Linked DNA regions of Homo sapiens: regions 1 and 2 are each linked to region 3. A link is a loop called in an ENCODE intact Hi-C map of the cell type or tissue named here. Cell type or tissue: Calu3. All regions are shown on one strand.

The links. Hi-C counts contacts between places; a loop is a spot of excess contacts. Peaks named below come from ENCODE experiments on the same cell type or tissue, not always from the same donor. Only the 100,000 strongest peaks of a DNase experiment are listed, where the experiment ranks them.
Region 1: a loop joins it to region 3, with 4 times the contacts of the local background. A loop is called at or near these places in 21 of 110 quality-filtered maps.
Region 2: a loop joins it to region 3, with 4 times the contacts of the local background. A loop is called at or near these places in 22 of 110 quality-filtered maps.

What each region holds. Positions count from the first base shown.
Region 1 is chr7:22,345,655-22,348,154 of GRCh38, reverse strand. The region is part of intron 1 of RAPGEF5 (Rap guanine nucleotide exchange factor 5); the gene reads left to right. Among named protein-coding and RNA genes, the nearest start is that of RAPGEF5, 10 kb to the left of the region's middle. In Calu3, no CTCF peak of the experiment used is centred here; a DNase peak (open chromatin) is centred at 1,554.
Region 2 is chr7:22,350,526-22,353,025 of GRCh38, reverse strand. All of the region lies in intron 1 of RAPGEF5 (Rap guanine nucleotide exchange factor 5), which reads left to right. Among named protein-coding and RNA genes, the nearest start is that of RAPGEF5, 5.4 kb to the left of the region's middle. RefSeq lists enhancers at 805-854, 1,145-1,254 and a silencer at 2,045-2,174. In Calu3, no CTCF peak of the experiment used is centred here; a DNase peak (open chromatin) is centred at 1,505.
Region 3 is chr7:22,443,138-22,445,637 of GRCh38, reverse strand. The region is part of intron 4 of STEAP1B (STEAP family member 1B); the gene reads left to right. Among named protein-coding and RNA genes, the nearest start is that of STEAP1B, 56 kb to the left of the region's middle. In Calu3, no CTCF peak of the experiment used is centred here; DNase peaks (open chromatin) are centred at 27, 947 and 1,957.

The DNA of each region.
Region 1 (2,500 bases), 97 kb after region 3:
ATCTCATTTCAGAGGGCTTGTGGATGTTCTGAAGCCTGTGCCACAAGACCCCTGGTTAGAAAGTGCTTCTCTAACTTGCCTTCCAGAAAGCAGCATCATGGTTTTACAATTATTTTACCTTTTCTCTCCTTTTCCTCTAAAAACTTGATATAAGTACTCATTCAGTTGCTAGTAAATTTTTTTTGAATCAAAATATTTTACTGGTGTTGAATTGGAAATCATTCACCTCCAAATATAGCAAATGCTTCGGTAAGCCCTGGTAGGTGGTGGTGCTGAAAATGATGATAACTATTAATATTTAACAAATCCTAATATAACATTTATCATATCAGGTTGTTTGAAGTACTTTAAGAACAGTAACTCATTTAGACCTGGTAACAACAATCTTATGTCGCAGATGGTCTCATGGTCTTCTTTTCCCGAAGAGAAAAATGAGGCATAGGTTGAGTTGCCTAAGATCACCCAATAAGAGAAGGAGTCAAATTTGAACCCAAGAAGGCTGACTCCATATTATACAGTCTAACACTTCTTCTGCATCCTCTCTCTAAATAAGATAATTAATGTATGTCCTTGATTAGAGTCTCTTTTTTTTCATTTTGACACTTTCAAAATTGAGATGTATCTTACGGTTGCTGTGATCATTTGAAGAAGTACTTACTGTTTTGCTCCCTATAAAGCTATTATTAAATTGATGGTATATCTTAAAATTATTGGTGTCCTTGAATAAAGGAACTATGGTAAGCCATGTGTTTTATTTAAAAAATATAGCTACATAGTTTATAGAAATATCATAGTAAATCACAGCTTTAACATGGGGTATACAAACAATCCCAATTTATTTATGAAGTGGGAAAAATGTAAATTAAGATTATATTAACAATCTATATGAACACTGATATTGCTTAGGTAATGATCTAAATGTGAGAAGAGAATAAATTTAAATTTTTTCCTACAAAAAGCATTAATAGCCTTAGAGTAATGTTGAAGGTGGAAGAAACCAAAATTGTAAGTGGGGGCAGGGGGTTAAAATATATATATGTGTGTGTGTCTGTGTGTGTATATACATAATTATCAGTTTTCTTACAGCTTTTTTTAGGAGAGCAAAATTTAAAAGTTAAACTTTCCATATAAATTTCCTAAAACTGAGAACCATGAATATAACTAAATGACATTAGATATAGACATGCCTTTGAGTCACTGTAATTTGTATAGTGAGTTGGCAGATCTTACCTTCTGTGACTCAGTTAATCTGTTTTGTATTCATCTGCTTTGTTCATGGGACATTGACTTCTTGCTTATAAAATCCTTTTCATTTTGTACTGTTTGTATTATCTGTAGAGAAAATATCATTCAGGACTTCTACCAAGGCAAAACAAATCTTTACTAAAGTTACAATTCTGAAAACCAGGGTTTTTGCATCCTAGTTGGTTGTCTTCCTGTATTTTTTTCCAACTGGTCTAGCAACTTAAACTCAGTCCATTGGTGGTTTTGTTGTTCAGTTGAATTTGACCTTGTCAAATCATTTACCTGCAGCTGTTATGAGGTGTACATGCAAATACTTGTGATTGCCTAACACTTAGGACTTTGGTGCTGACGGCAAATTTATTTTATCTCTCATTACTGTTGAGGGAAGTGAACAGCTTATCACTTCTGCTTGCTCTGACACTCTAAATGTTGACTGTAATGAACAAACACTGCAAATGGTTGACTCATTATATTGTGCTGTGAATTTGTACATAGGAATGAAATCTGCAAAAAAATTTTTTTTACGTTGAGAAGAGGATATAATAATAACTTTTGGAGATTAGGGGAAGTATGATGCCTGTTTCAATCTATTAAAATGCAGTTTGGCTGTGGGTGTAAGAGAACATTTTTTAAAATGAGCTTACCACTTAAGGGCTGCATGACCTGGAGTAAATCAAATAACCTCTGTGAGTCTCTGTCTCTAAAATGGAATACCAGTATTCTATCATGGGAACCAATGGTGGGATAGGGAATCAGGTTTTATTTCTTGTTCCTTGTCTGGCCAAGGTCCAAGCAGTGTTCTGTGTTGAGATGACACCTCAACCAGTAGGACACTTTGGGGTGAATCTTAGACAAATGGAAAGATGGGTGTTTAATATTAACCACATCTCTTCAGTTGGAGAGGGAGAAGTTAATGCATTAGCAGAGGGAGCATTTGAAAATGGGAAAGGGATCTAATTAAATCAAGAATCTGTCATATCAAAAGAGTAAAAAGAACACATCTATAAATCTGTTTCTAGAAGATTAAATGGTTTGTTTGGCCATAAACAGAATTCTAGGAGAGGTGTCAGAAGAGTACTTAGTGGCAGCAACCCTATGTGTCTGTCAGAGATCTTACCAGGTGGTTTTCTCTTCTTTTGGGTACTGTTTAAGCATTCAAATTTCCCACTGCTCTTGGCACATAACTCTCTAAAAAAAAAAAAAAAAAAAAAAAGCTGCCTAGACATGTTCTAATCTACCTTGAGTATCTCAAATG
Region 2 (2,500 bases), 93 kb after region 3:
ATCGTGAGACGCATAATGTCTGGATATCTCTCTTTTTGAGATGGAAAGATTGATTCGTGAGTTTAGGTAGTGTCACTTAGCTGTCTGTCTTCTACTTAATGATTTTAGTATCACAGATCGTTGTAGCCTAGATCCTTTTCATTAGGGGTTGCAAAATGGTGATGATCTAAATCCATCATTCTTCTTGCATTTATTAATTGGAATTCGGTCTGTAAAGAACTTTCCCTCATAAATTATTTAGGTCTCCTGAAATTCACAATGTGCAGGATAGACAGGGAAAAGTCTTAATTTTTTCCTTTTACCAACTATCAGAGTAATGATTTGGTGCTTTAACAATCTCCAGTGAGAACCAGTGAGTTTTTCTTTTTTAAGTGTCATTAAGAACTTATGAATCTTAATGTATTTGTTTCTGTCACTTCAGTCAATATCCTTTTTGGTGCTTGGTTTATCTTTGTCTCCTGTATACTTTTTAAATGGCCAGTAAACTCAAATACCTTTCTTACTTTTCTGACGCAAGATATTCTAAGTGCATCTTGTCCATAGTCTGCTGCTCCCGACCTGAAACCCTGAAATCAGCCATTTTCCCAAGGAGCATTGATGAATTTTTTTTTTTTAAACTGACAATCGTTCATTTCCCCATCTTTTACCTTTCTTAGTGGTTGCATTATTTTTCCCTTGGTCTTAAGCCTCCTACCTTACTTTTTTGTATCTTTTTAAGTCTTTCTCATCAGGTTGTTTCTAAGACTGATATTTTCCCCCTAATAAAAGAACTGATAACAGCTATTCCCTTTTTCTGTATATACTGTCAAAATGCTGGGACTGACTTATTTTGGGCTTTGGCTGCTGTGATGTTTTCTGCAGCCTCTGCCACTGTCTTCAACGTCTTGGTATCTGTTTCATTTACAGCAGCCAGAATGATTCACCAGTTGTGCCAAATTGCTCACCAAAGACCTTCAGTGATTCCCAGCTTTTGGATTGGTCATCAGAAGGGCCTAATTCTCTTTAACCACCCTTCACTAGCCAGGGTTCTTATGGCCTGTGCTCTTCAAAATTGAGAAACTGGGAAGAACAGCTGGTAGCCCTCTGAATGAAGTTCTCTCTTTTTCTTTGCCCAGATGATTCCGTCTCAAAAAGGAACAAAGTATCCCTTTCCCTTTGTACAAGCTGGAGTGCTTTAGCTCTGACTCAATACCCTCCTCTGCTAGAAACTTGACTTTATTGATTGAGAAATAGAAACCGATCCAAATTATATACCAGTATGCCCAATGTATCGCCGTTTTAGGCACCTATTTTACAGGCAAAGCATGTCATTTATTCTTTGTGTTTAAATTGAAATCAATGGCTAACATCATAGCACTTAATTATGTACCATGCATATTCTGATATAAACTTCAACTCTCACTACAAGCCTATGAGCCTATGAGTTAGATGCTGCTATTTGCATTCCACAGATGAAGAAACTGAAACACAGGTGTAATTTGCCCGAGGTTACAGAGTGTGTGCCAGAAGGGAGGTTTGCATCTATGTATCCTGTTTCCGTAGAGCCAAGTCCATGCTCTGAATTAACTTTAGTTTTCCTCAAATGCATTGAGAGGGCAAAGGGTCTATTTACTCTAAACTGTGATAGCCTTATAGTACCTGCTGATATTATCTTACCACTCTGAGAGAGGTAAATAAATGCCATTAATAATGTCAGACTTTTCACTTTTATTTGGGCACACAGAAGCTTATTATTGACATATTGGGTTTAGGGGAAGTGGGGAGAAGCATTGTGGTTATAGGCGAAAGGTAACTAATGTTTACTTAAATTAAAAATAGCTCAAGATCAGCCTGGGCAACAAAGCAAGACCATGTTGCTACAAAAAACAAACAAACAAACAAACAACTAAAATACAAAACAAAACAGCATCCATGTGTCATAAGCAAAATCAGCCATGCTCACTTGATCAAGGTCAATCCAAAAACCTTGTGAATTCACCCAGCTTACTTTGTTCTCATCTGCTTATGGCAGCCAGAAGATAAAGGCCATTAAGAGAGGCATGCATCTGCCAGGAAGGGTGAGTCAGATCAGATATGAGGGACACATAGTGAACTTATTTGAGAAATATTGACTTCACTGCCTCTGCTTGCTGACAAACTACTATCCTGATCCTTGGTGTAAAACTGTGTTAGCTATGGCTACAGATAAAATAAAGCTCTGTGGATGCCAACTTCAAAAATATTTATTTGGGAAGAAGGAAAAGAAACTGTAGATTCATTTAATTTCGTGTGAATTCTAGCAAAGGAACTCAATGGCAAGTTAATATTTTATTTACTTATTTCTTCCTTTCCCTCCCAACCCCCACACTTTGGTGACATAATTAGATCCCAGGAAAAGACACAGGCTGTGGCTTCAGAGTGGGTTTGAATCCCAGTGCTATCACTTATTATCTTTGCATTAGTTATTCTCTGAGCATTCTGAGCCTCAGTGTCTTCCTCTGTAATGACATACACAGTGGAT
Region 3 (2,500 bases):
CCAAATCCCCATTCAGAGGTGGAGGGCGGGAAGCCAGGCCCAGGCTCGGATGTACCCTGAAGAGGTGCAGGTGCTTCCCGCTGGCCTCCGCCCCTCAGCTGTGGGCTCCCAAGTGAAGCTGGCTGCCAAGAGGAGTATTTATAGCTGCCTTTGCTGGCCAGTTCCTGCCCGGTTCTCACAAGGCTGCCGGCAGATCCCAGCACGACTGGCTGACAAGACGAGGGGAGGATGGGAGGCCCAAAGGGGCATGGCCCAGCTGTCCTCCCTGAAGAGTTGCAGATGTCAGTCCCCTTGATCTGAAGTTAGAAATACAATGCGGTTTACAGGAGGAAGACATGAAGGTCATGTGAAGAGATTTCTCGCTGTTCTTCCACGGCTCCAAATCTGCTGTTGGCCCAAGAGAACCCACCACAAAGAGGTCTGTGCTGTCATCTGCAGAGCTGATTTGTAATTACTCTGCTCATAATGCAGAAAAGTCTAGAAGCTCCCTCAGCCCCTGTTCCCAATGCCAACCCTGCCCAAAGGCCCTTTAAACTGAAACCGGCATCATTGTCCAAATTCTTCAGGTGAACCTGTCTTTAGAAACAATGGCCCTTTCTCTTTCTCATCCTCTCACTTAGGCCTCTGGGTTAGAGAAGACGACTGATCTAACAGCTCTCCTTGTGCCACGCGGACAGACCCAGAGCTCGCTCTGGTGACAGCAAATGCACACCTTGTGGGGGTGTCCAATTGTTGGCTTAGTGGGTCTCCAAACTCACGAAATAGAATACTGGGGAGCCCATGAAATACCTGATTGGTTTTTCACATGGGTAGGCTCCATACAGAGCACAGCTCATCAGCTAAAACCTCCAAGGTGAAATCATTAAATCTCCAGGGGAAAACCAACAAAACAGCAAGTGTTCCGGAAAGGGTTTCACTTCCTAACTGGCAGCGAGCCTGAGATCAAAACCTGTTACTCAGTGACAGATGAAATTCCTGCAAGAGGCACAATCCATGCTATTGTTCTGTCTGAGGCCCTTATTTCTCCCAGGGTTGCTGCGAGTGGCCAAGGCAGAGGCTCCCGGGCAGCCGATGGGACATTTTCTCCATGGGTTTGAGTAGTGTGTCTGCAAAGAGTCCATGGTCCCTGGAATCCCCATGATGGGTATAATTTCAGAAAATTCATTTCTGAAAGCAGAAAGGAATTTATATTTTCTTTTTACTTTTTTTTTTTAAAACAGGGAAACAGGCAAAATAGAAGGACGCATAGTTAGAGGTGATTGAAGTCAGGGTAACGGCTAGAGCCAGGCAAACAAGAATAGTCCTCACCAATCCTGCTCACGCCCTCTCAAGCTGCCTTGCACAGTGCTGTGTGCTTTCCATATGTTATCTCATTTAGTCCTCACAATAGCCCAATGAGGGAGGTACAGGTACCCTCACTCCTTTGCAGCAGAGGAAACTGAGGCCTAGAGACGTTAAAGGTCTTGCTCTTTGTCCTAGGATGAGGATGGCAGATTTGGAATTCAAACCCACTCCCTCTGCAGGGATCCTTTAACTAAAGCCCTGAGCGTGACTCTGTGGAGAGACAGGCCCACTGGCTCTGGGCTTCTCCAAGAACTCATCAGGCTGTGGTGGTCTCTGGCTTCCTTATATCACACAGATGTGGAGAAACCAGGGCAGTGGGACTCAGCACCCCCTGAGGGTCAGTTTATGGGGACAGCCTCTTGGGCTGGACATCACCTTCAGCTGGACCTCAGCTCCTTCTCTGGCCCAGAGCTTGTTCAATTGGGTGATTTTTGTGGCACTTTATGTAGGTCAAAGTCCTGGTGGCTCCAGCCGAGTGGAAGTGTTTTTGCCTGGCTCTTAGGTGATGGGGCAGGAGGGAGCTGAATGCAGAAAAAGGAGCTGGCATGTGCCAGCTACCATGACAGCCAGCAATGCTGTGCTGTTGTCCTGCCATCCACGTGCAGTTTCCTTTCTCCGATGACTCCTGGTGGGAGGAACTGACTATGTACAGTGTGCAAAGGGCATAGCAGTGGCGGAAGTTATGTTTCTTGTAATTGGAGATCTTTGTGGTCTGGAATGATCATTTTGTGTGTTTTCTCATCAGATAGGATAGATTGCTTTAACGTTCAGCCACACCCAGAGACAGCTTTTCCTTCCTGGACTACCCATGGTCTTTCATTTTACAAGTTGCTTAGATGAGATTTTCACTTACGTCTTCCTTGTTTACTGTTATAGCTCTAAGGTCCAGCACAGTTCCTGGCATACAATGGGTGCTTAATTAATACCTATTGAAGTGATTGATTAAATGAATTCCTGAATAAGTGAATCAGTTACCAATTAATCTTGGGTCCTTGATTCCAGAACATACCAAAGAACATGATACTAGGATTTTCTCTGGGTCTTTAAAAAGGAATGTCACTTTTCTTGTTGTTGGGAAGCATGTCAGTTTGGGTCCTGCAAGAAGCAGATGGTAGAACAGAGTTGTTCCAGGAGATTTATTGTGGTAAACACCTGC